2 separate regions of the Homo sapiens genome follow, and region 2 is linked to region 1. Evidence: read pairs that join two places in POLR2A ChIA-PET (ENCODE). Cell type or tissue: OCI-LY7. All regions are shown on one strand.

Evidence for each region. ChIA-PET counts read pairs that join two places held together with the same protein. Peaks named below come from ENCODE experiments on the same cell type or tissue, not always from the same donor. Only the 100,000 strongest peaks of a DNase experiment are listed, where the experiment ranks them.
Region 2: POLR2A ChIA-PET joins it to region 1 with 7 read pairs; 2 of 35 experiments call an interaction of 5 or more read pairs at or near these places.

Annotation. Positions count from the first base shown.
Region 1 is chr1:21,737,033-21,742,032 of GRCh38, reverse strand. All of the region lies in intron 8 of USP48 (ubiquitin specific peptidase 48), which reads left to right. It also overlaps the pseudogene LOC124904736. Among named protein-coding and RNA genes, the nearest start is that of USP48, 44 kb to the left of the region's middle. In OCI-LY7, no CTCF peak of the experiment used is centred here; no DNase peak of the experiment used is centred here.
Region 2 is chr1:21,850,085-21,855,084 of GRCh38, reverse strand. It overlaps HSPG2 (heparan sulfate proteoglycan 2), which reads left to right. Exons shown (of 97, transcript NM_005529.7): 48 at 102-237; 49 at 320-474; 50 at 742-892; 51 at 2,015-2,166; 52 at 2,253-2,385; 53 at 2,852-2,997; 54 at 3,159-3,294; 55 at 3,388-3,539; 56 at 4,587-4,722; 57 at 4,893-5,000. Among named protein-coding and RNA genes, the nearest start is that of LDLRAD2, 40 kb to the right of the region's middle. RefSeq lists an enhancer at 1,970-3,169. In OCI-LY7, no CTCF peak of the experiment used is centred here; a DNase peak (open chromatin) is centred at 2,604.

The DNA of each region.
Region 1 (5,000 bases):
CATCTTTACCCTCAATGATCTCAAAACATTAAGCAATCGACACTCTCCTAAATTATTTTAAGATGGTCTTGCTCTGTCACCGAGGCTGGAGTGCAGTGTAGCACGATCATGGCTCACTGCAGCCTTGACCTCCCAGACTCAAGCAATCCTCCCACCTCAGCCTCCTGAGTAGCTGGGACCACAGGTGTATAGTACCATGTCTGGTTAATTTTTTAAGTTTTTATAGACTGGGTCTCTCTGTGTTGCCCAGGCTGGTTTCGGACTTACGGCCTTAAGCAGTCCTCTTGCCTCGGCTCACAAAGTCCTGGGATTACAGGCGTGAACCACCACACCTGGCCTATTTTTCATATGTATTTTAGTTCTACCTTTTTTAAAAAAGAAACTTACAGACTATCTTATATAGGAATCTTGGTGTTTAGTTTACCCACCTCCTTTGTTTATCATTCTTTGCATTCTAGACCTTCCATCTGGAAGAGTTTTAAACTATTGAATTAGAGCTTACAAAATTCTTTTAGTAAGGGTCTGTGGGTGAAAGATTCTTTTCACATATTATTGTCTGAAAGTGTCTATTTTGTCCTTGCGAAATTCATTTTCTCTAAGCATGGGTGGTTACTTTCACTCATTGAAGATATCATTGAAGAAGATAGCATTCTGTTGCCTTGGGGCATCCGTTGTTGCTGTTGAAAAGTTGGTTGCAGTCTAATTCTTGTCTCTACAAGAGGCCTGTTTTGTTTTGTCTAATTTTAAGACCTCTTCTTTGGTTTTGGTATCTTGCAGTGTCACTGTGACCAATTTTGGTTTGGTTTCTTTTTTAATTTTGATTCTTTAAAAATCTTTTCTGGTTTTCTAGTAGGAAAACCTGCTAGACAAATTCTAAAAGAGCTGTAACACTTGGTTTGATTTTTAATTGATTTATTATTCTCACCTAGGGCATCTGAAAATTTTCCAACTATTACCTCTGAATGCTTTTTCTCTTCTCCCTTTCCTTCTGGAATGCCAGTTAGATATGTGTTAGATTTTCTTACTCTATGTTGCATGTCGCCCAACTCTTCATTCATTTGTCCTGCATTCTGCATAATTTCTTCAGCTCTACCTTGTACTTTATTCGTTCTCTGTTCAGGTCAACCTGATCTGAGGTTAAACCATTTATAGAGTTTTGACTGTCGGTGACTGTGATTTCCATTTCTCGGAGTTTGATTTGGTTCTTCGTCATTTGATTTTCATTTTCTGTAATCTCTATTCCTCTTAATTTCATCATTTATTTCTTTAAACATACTTAAAATTTTATTTATGTATTTGCTATTTCCACTGACTGAGGTGAAAATCTTCACCAGTTTGATTTTGTTGCTGTTTGCTGCCTTGCAGTTAGAGTGACTTGTGATGTGACATGTGTGTGTTTTGATGGTACTCATTCCTTAGGATTGTCACTCGTCCCAGGACCACATCAAACAAAACTCTTGGCTTGGGGTTTTTCTGACTTCATAGGTAGTGTGAAATCATAGTAAAGAAATCTTTTTGAGGGCTAGCTTCTTATGAAGTTGTAATGGAGATTTCCTTTTGGTTTTTGATTTTTACCCCTAGGTCCCAAAATATAAGTATAAGGCAGATAATTTTCTCTTACCATTTCCTGTGGAGAGCAGATTCATTTTGATAATCTTCTAAACCAAAGAATTCTAGTTTCAAAGAAAATGTGGTATATATACACAATGGAATACTATTCAGGCTTAAATGGAAAGGATACTCTATCATGTGTGATCACATGGATGAATCTGGAGGACATTGTGCTATGTGAAACAAGCCGGGCTCAGAAAGACAAATACTGGCCTGGGCGCAGTGGCTCATGCCTGTAATCCCAGCACTTTGGGAGGCCAAGGCGGGTGGATCACCCGAGTTTGGGAGTTCAAGACCAGCCTGACCAACATGGAGAAACGCCGTCTCTACTAAAAATACAAAATTAGCCAGGCATGGTGGCGCATGCCAGTAATCCCAGCTACTCGGGAAGCTGAGGCAAGGGAATCACTTGAACCTGGGAGGTGGAGGTTGCAGTGAGCCCAGACAGCGCCATTGCGCTCCAGCCTGGGCAACAAGACCAAACTCCATCTCAAAAAAAAGACAAATACTGCATGATCTCATCGATACTATATATAGAATCTAAAAAAGTCAAACACGTACAAACAGAGAAGAAAATGGTGGTTACCAGAACCCAGGGAGTGGAGGTGGTGGATGGCAGAGGCGATGAGGAATGGGGAGGTGATGTTCAAAGAGTACAAAGCTTCGGTTCAACAGGACGAGTAAGTTTTGGAGCTTTATTGCATAGCATGGTGACTGCAGTTAATAATGCGTTGTGCATTTTGAAATAGCTAAAATAACAGATTTTAAGTGTTCTCACCACAGAAAATGGATATATTAGCTTGATTTAATCATTCCATGATGTAAACATATCAAACATCATATTGTACCCATAAATATATGCAAATATTATTTGTCTTTTTTTTTTTTTTTTTTTTTTTTTTTGAGACGGAGTCTTGCCTTGTTTTCCAGGCCGGAGTGCAATGGCATGATCTCGGCTCACTGCAACCTCCGCCTCCCGGGTTCAAGCAGTTTTCCTGCCTCAGCTTCCTGAGTAGCTGGGATTACAGGCACTCAATACCATGCTTGACTAATTTTTGTATTTTTAGTAGAGAGGGGGTTTCACCATGCTGGCCAGGCTAGTCTCAAACTCCTGACCTCAGGTGATCTGCCTGCCTCAGCCTCACAAAGTGCTGGGATTTAGGTGTGAGCCACTGCGCCCAGCCTGTTTGTCAATTAAAAAAAAACCTTAGTTTCCTGGTGGGAGTCCCCTGTTAGACTCCTCACCTTTTATGAACCTTAGCTGTTGTCTCTGATCCCGTAAGCCCTTTGAGATACGGAAAAACAGAGTTCAAGTCGATCATAGTGTTCCCCTAACACTCGCAGAGGGAAACTCTGTTGTCCTTACTACATGGCTTATTGCCTTCACATGGTATTGGGCTTCTGATAATTCTTATTTTCTTGACAATGCATTTAGAAAGATTTAAAAATATTTTTATCTTACCCAGTATCTTCAGTGTTTTCAGCTGGGGTGAGTTCAGTGGGTTTTGGCCCAGGTATTAATCTGCATTACTGTTTCCCCATCTATGCTTCAAGAATGCAGGGACTCTGTTCCTTTAGTTAATTAACTGCTGTATCCTTCATGCCTGAAACCGTGTCCAGTATGTTTACTGTTTGTCTAATGAGTGATTGGCTATACTCTGCTGTGATGTACTCTTTTGCATTTTTAAGGAAATTATAGCAATGAAATAGTCAAATTCTAGCCTGGGCAAGACAATGAGACCCTGTCTATAAAAAAAAAAAATGGGCCGGGCGTGGTGGCTCACACCTGTAATCCCAGCACTTTGGGAGGCCGAGGCAGATGGACCACTTGAGGCCTGCAGTTTGAGACCAGCTTGGCCAACGTGGTGAAACCCCATCTCTACTAAAAATACAAAAACTTAGCCAGGCATGATGTTGGGTGCCTGTAATCTCAGCTACTTGGGAGGTTGAGGCAAGAGAATCGCATGACCCCAGGGGGGCGGAGGTTGCAGTGGGCCGAGATCACACCATTGCACTCTGGCCTGGGCAACAAGAGTGAAACTCCATCTCAAAAAAAAAAAAAAAGGCCAGGCGTGGTGGCTTATGCCTGTAATCCCAGCACTTTGGGAGGCCGAGGCAGATGGATCACCTGAGGTCAGGAGTTCGAGACTAGCCTGGCCAACATGGTGAAACCCCGTCTCTACTAAAAATACAAAAATTAGCCGGGTGTGGTGGTGTGTGCCTGTAACCCCAGCTGCTTGGGAGGCTGGGGCAGGAGAATCACTTGAACCCAGGAAGCAGAGGTTGCAGTGAGCCGAGATCACGCCATTGCACTCCAGCCTGGGCAACATGAGCAAAACTCCATCTCAAAATAAATAAATAAATAAATAAAAATGTACACCTGTCATCCCAGCTACTCCTGGAGGTTGAGGTGGGAGGATTGTTTAAGCCCAGGAGGTTGAAGCTGCAGTGAGCTATGATTGTGCCACTGCACCCTAGTCTGGTGACAGAACAAGACCCCGTCTCAGGGAAAAAAAAAAAAATTGTCAAAGATCTGTGCAAAGATTTGTACTGTAAAGATAATTATTATTGCTTATAAAGGCCCTCAAACATTACCAGTTTAAATAAGTGTTCATTAATGTGGATGTGGTTAGGCATATTATGGTAATTATATATAGTCATTATAAGTAATTTTTAGAAGAATAATGATGTGAAAAGATATTATTTGTTGGAAAAAAACTGTAGGTTTCAGTATTAATTGTGGTTATGTGGGTTTATTAATGAATTGTTTTGTTTTCCAGTAAATAACAGAACATGTATAGTGGAAGTGATCTTTTCTAACACATTTTCCCCATAATTGCTTTAAGTTGAGGATCTTTACAAGATGTTTCTCAAATTTTAAGACATTTTAGTTCACTTTGAAATGTAAATGTTCATTTATTGTCAATATTTTGATGTATGTATAAAGCCTTTTCTTTTTGAATACCGTGTAAAATATAGGCTATGATTTGTAGATTTTATTTAATTAAAATAGCATAGGAACTTAAAATACGAAGAAATCTGAGTGCAGTATCATTCTAGATTTTTTAAGTTTTCATCCCTATATTTTCCAACTGTTTGGCCTACACCTGTTTTTATTTTTATTTTTTTCCAGCTTTAATGAGGTAGACTTGGCAAATGAAACTTTGATCTGAAGGTGCTAATGTGATGATACATGTGTCTGTGAAATGGTGACCACAATTGTGAGTCTGCATGTGTCATCTCAACGCGCTGGGTGTTAGATCTCCAGATCAAAGTTTGTGCCCTTGGACAAATGCCTACACCTGTTTTGAGAGCAAATTTTCATGACTTGCCGTCAGTTTTTGCCAAAGCATTTATCTTCTCTTCTATAAACAATAGCCTTTTCATTT
Region 2 (5,000 bases), 110 kb before region 1:
TTGGCCCTGCACCTGCCTCTCCCTTTTATGCCCTATCTGTCCCCCTGGCCAGCCGTTGTCCAGCTGCCTCTGGGGCAGCTGACCCATCTCACCCACGGCAGGCCCGGTCAGAGCGCACAGACATCGCGACACTGCTCATCCCAGCCATCACGACTGCTGACGCCGGCTTCTACCTCTGCGTGGCCACCAGCCCTGCAGGCACTGCCCAGGCCCGGATCCAAGTGGTTGTCCTTTCAGGTACGGACTCTCTGGGAATGGAGGGGTGGGGAGGGCAAGCCAGGGCTCCCCTGGGGCCTGCTGACCCCTACTCTGGCCCCAGCCTCAGATGCCAGCCCACCGCCGGTCAAGATTGAGTCCTCATCGCCTTCTGTGACAGAAGGGCAAACACTCGACCTCAACTGTGTGGTGGCAGGGTCAGCCCATGCCCAGGTCACCTGGTACAGGCGAGGGGGTAGCCTGCCTCCCCACACCCAGGTATGTGGGCCCTGAGCCTATGGCAGGGGACCCAGGGTGCAGGGGCTGTGGCGGAGGCGGGGCCTGTACGCTGGGCGGGGGAGGCGGCACACTGCCCCACACGTTCCACCAGCAGAAGCCAGGCCTCATCTCCCTCCCTCCCAGTTTCTAGCATGGGATGGCTCGGAGCAGAGCCAGTGAGAGTTTGAATGAATCACTGAGGCTGAGGGAGTGGTGACAATAGCCCCCGTCCCTGTCCTCACGTACCTCTGGCTCCTCCTGGCCCAGGTGCACGGCTCCCGTCTGCGGCTCCCCCAGGTCTCACCAGCTGATTCTGGAGAATATGTGTGCCGTGTGGAGAATGGATCGGGCCCCAAGGAGGCCTCCATTACTGTGTCTGTGCTCCACGGCACCCATTCTGGCCCCAGCTACACCCCAGGTGAGGAGCCAGGTGTGGCTGGGCCGGGGCTGAGCCCTAGGAGCTCCCAAGGAAGATGCCTGTGGCTTCTTCAGTGGGACCAGGACAGGGGGGCATTCCAGGCAGGCTTTGACCCTTCAGCGCCTGCTCAGAGAGAGAAGGAGGTTGAGTGGACGGGAGGGAGGTTAAGGCTGGTCCAGCTTACCTGGGCTCCCTATGAGTGACTGTTTCAGAATTTGTCAGGAAGCAGCAGAATGTCCAGGTTGAATACTAAGCTGGGAGTCGGCTGACCTGGTTCAAATCCCAGATCTGCCCCTTAGCAACCTTGAACTAGCTTTTAACTTTTGGGGCCTCAGATTCATCTATGAAATGGAGCAGTACTGCCCACCTGCTTGGTCATGGTGTGGTTTTTTTATTATTTTATTTTATTTTATTTTATTTTATTTTATTTTATTTTATTTTTTTGAGAGAGAGTCTCGCTCTGTCACCCAGGCTGGAGTGCAGTGGCGCGTGATCTCGGCTCACTGCAAGCTCCGCCTTCCGGGTTCACACCATTCTCCTGCCTCAGCCTTCTGAGTAGCTAGGACTACAGGCACACCCGCCACCAGGCCGGCTAATTTTTTGTATTTTTTTTAGTAGAGACGGGGTTTCACCGTGTTAGCCAGGATGGTCTCGATCTCCTGACCTCGTGATCCGACCGTCTCAGCCTCCCAAAGTGCTGGGATTATAGGCATGAGCCACCGCGCCTGGCCAGTCATGGTGTGGTTTAAATGAGACAGTGTCTATGGAAAGTACTTGTGAGCACACGGAAGACGTCCTGTAGAAGGGAGGTGTCTCACTGTCATCCGCATCCTTGGGCGCAGCCTGGGTAGTAAAGCTTGCTGGTTCCCTATGGGCCAGAGGAGCTCATCATCAAGAAGTCATGGGTGGGTCAATGGGCCTCCAGCTTGTGGTTAGAGGCTGGGGAGGGAAGAAGCCATATTCGGCTGGCCATGTGGAGGCAGAAGGGTGTGGCCCTAGTCCCAGAAAGGCCACCTGTCGGCCGTCCCCACTAGGGCCTGGTCACAGCCCAGAGCCTTCTGCCCCAGGGCTACAGGTTACAGCCCAAGAGTTCAGGCCTCTGAGCAGCCGCTCTGTGTCCAGTGCCCGGCAGCACCCGGCCCATCCGCATCGAGCCCTCCTCCTCACACGTGGCGGAAGGGCAGACCCTGGATCTGAACTGCGTGGTGCCCGGGCAGGCCCACGCCCAGGTCACGTGGCACAAGCGTGGGGGCAGCCTCCCTGCCCGGCACCAGGTATGGCAGCCCCCCGGGACCACCTTGCTGGAGGGGCTGGATGGGACTGTTCCAGCCCCCTCCCAACCCACCCCATTTGCACACAGACCCACGGCTCGCTGCTGCGGCTGCACCAGGTGACCCCGGCCGACTCAGGCGAGTATGTGTGCCATGTGGTGGGCACCTCCGGCCCCCTAGAGGCCTCAGTCCTGGTCACCATCGAAGCCTCTGTCATCCCTGGTGAGTGACTCCCAGTGACATGGAAAGCTGGAGGAGGCAGAGAGGCCTCCGGGGTGGTGAGATCCAAGGGACCCCTCTTGCTGACAGGGCAGAAGGCCCACACCGGAGCTGGCTGCAGGGCCCTGCCCAGGCCGACTCCACCTGTCAGAGTAACCACCGCCTTCCCGTCACACTTTGCTTTGGCCACATGACTCCTCAGGCGTCCCCTCCCACCTCCTCTTCCTCTCTCCAACTCATCTCTGCCCTCATCTCTCTCACTTCCTCACTCCCCTCTGCAAGGCGTGGCCCATGCCCTGGTCCTCCCATCAGGGTTGCTGAGCTGAGGGCATCAAGTCCAGGCCCCCAGATGCCTGAAAAGCTGGATCTGGCCTTGAAACCCTGGGCTGAGCTAGCTGCAGGGTGGGCAACCCCTGCCCTCTCATCTCAGGAGCATCTACAACTCTCACTCCCATCCCCACTGCTGCAGGACCCATCCCACCTGTCAGGATCGAGTCTTCATCCTCCACAGTGGCCGAGGGCCAGACCCTGGATCTGAGCTGCGTGGTGGCAGGGCAGGCCCACGCCCAGGTCACATGGTACAAGCGTGGGGGCAGCCTCCCTGCCCGGCACCAGGTACAGGGCACCAAGAATGTGGGACGGGGCCATGGACAGTGGGTTGCAGGATCCTGGCCCCTAGGCTGAGGGGCTGGCACTTCCTAGATCGGGGGGACAGCGGTGGGGCATTTGCTGGCCTCCGGGAAGCCCCCCTCACACCTCTGCCCACGGCTGCCCAGGTTCGTGGCTCCCGCCTGTACATCTTCCAGGCCTCACCTGCCGATGCGGGACAGTACGTCTGCCGGGCCAGCAACGGCATGGAGGCCTCCATCACGGTCACAGTAACTGGGACCCAGGGGGCCAACTTAGCCTACCGTGAGTGGGGCCACCAGGCTGGGCTGGGATGCAGAGAACAGGCTGGAGTGGCTTCAGAGAACAGGAGTGACCGGTGACCATCTTATCCCTCAGCTGCCGGCAGCACCCAGCCCATCCGCATCGAGCCCTCCTCCTCGCAAGTGGCGGAAGGGCAGACCCTGGATCTGAACTGCGTGGTGCCCGGGCAGTCCCATGCCCAGGTCACGTGGCACAAGCGTGGGGGCAGCCTCCCTGTCCGGCACCAGGTATGGGACTGGAGGACAGACAGGCCAAGAAGAGGAAGCGGGTCCCTGGGTGGCGGAGGTTATTGGGGGAGGGCTAGAGGCTCCCCTGAGATCAGGAAGCCCTGGACCCCATTGCACAGATGTATAGTGCAGTGGTTAGAAACCAGAATCTAGGACTGACTAACCTGGGTGTGAATTCTGGCTCCACCACTTAGCTTGTGACCTCGGACAAGTTACTTAACCTCTCTGTGCTATAGTTTCAGGGCCTATAAAATGGTAACAATGGTACGTACCAGCCGGGCACGGTGGCTTACGCCTGTAATCCCAGCACTTTGGGAGGCCGAGGTGGGCGAATCGCCTGAGGTCGGGAGTTCGAGACCAGCCTGGCCAGTATGGTGAAACCCCATCTCTATTAAAAATATAAAAATTAGCCGGGCATAGTGGCAGGCGCCTGTAATCCCAGCTACTCGGGAAGCTGAGGCAGGAGAATCGCTTGAACCCAGGAGGCGGAGGCTGCAGTGAGCCAAGATCACGCCATTGCACTCCAGCCTGGGCAACAGAGCGAGACTCAGTCTCAAAAAAAAAAAAAAAAGTACCTCACAGAATTATCTTAAAGATTAAAATATATGCAAAATCCTCAGAGCTTAGGCTCACAGAAAGTACTCTAAGCTGTTAATATTTTACTATAATGCCATTAGCTATTGTTGTTACCATATTTTGTAGAATTTAGGATACCACTGATTGCGAGATCCGCTATGATTTTATGTACCTCTAAGAAAAAGCTTCTATTTGTAAGGTTATTCATTGTAGATGCATCTTGATTTTGGAGACATCGAAATGTGTGTCTAGAATTGATGGGATGTGGTGTGAGTGTGTACCCAGCTCACTGGGGCTCCTCTGGTCTACCACCCCGCTGCTGGACAAGAGTCCCCCTTCCCCATGTGAAGGACAGGGAAACTGATCCAGAGCTGATGGCCAGGCCTTGGGGGTCAGAGTGAGGCAGGGTTGCAGGTTATAGGAACAGGGGTCTCCTGAGGGCTCCCTCTGACTCACCCCCATTCTGGCCAGACCCACGGCTCCCTGCTGAGACTCTACCAAGCGTCCCCCGCCGACTCGGGCGAGTACGTGTGCCGAGTGTTGGGCAGCTCCGTGCCTCTAGAGGCCTCTGTCCTGGTCACCATTGAGCCTGCGGGCTCAGTGCCTGGTGAGTAGCTCTCAGGGAGGGCAGGGCTGGGGACCCAGGGTGGGAGGCCCCCCACTCTTGCAACGGCAGGATCAGGAGGCCAAGCCGCAGACTGCACCTGCCTTGAGACCAGGAGCCCCATCTCATCTCACCTCCTAGCCGGCTATTGACCCTTTGCCCTCTGTCCCCAGCACTTGGGGTCACCCCCACGGTCCGGATCGAGTCATCGTCTTCGCAAGTGGCCGAGGGGCAGACCCTGGACCTGAACTGCCTCGTTGCTGGTCAGGCCCATGCCCAGG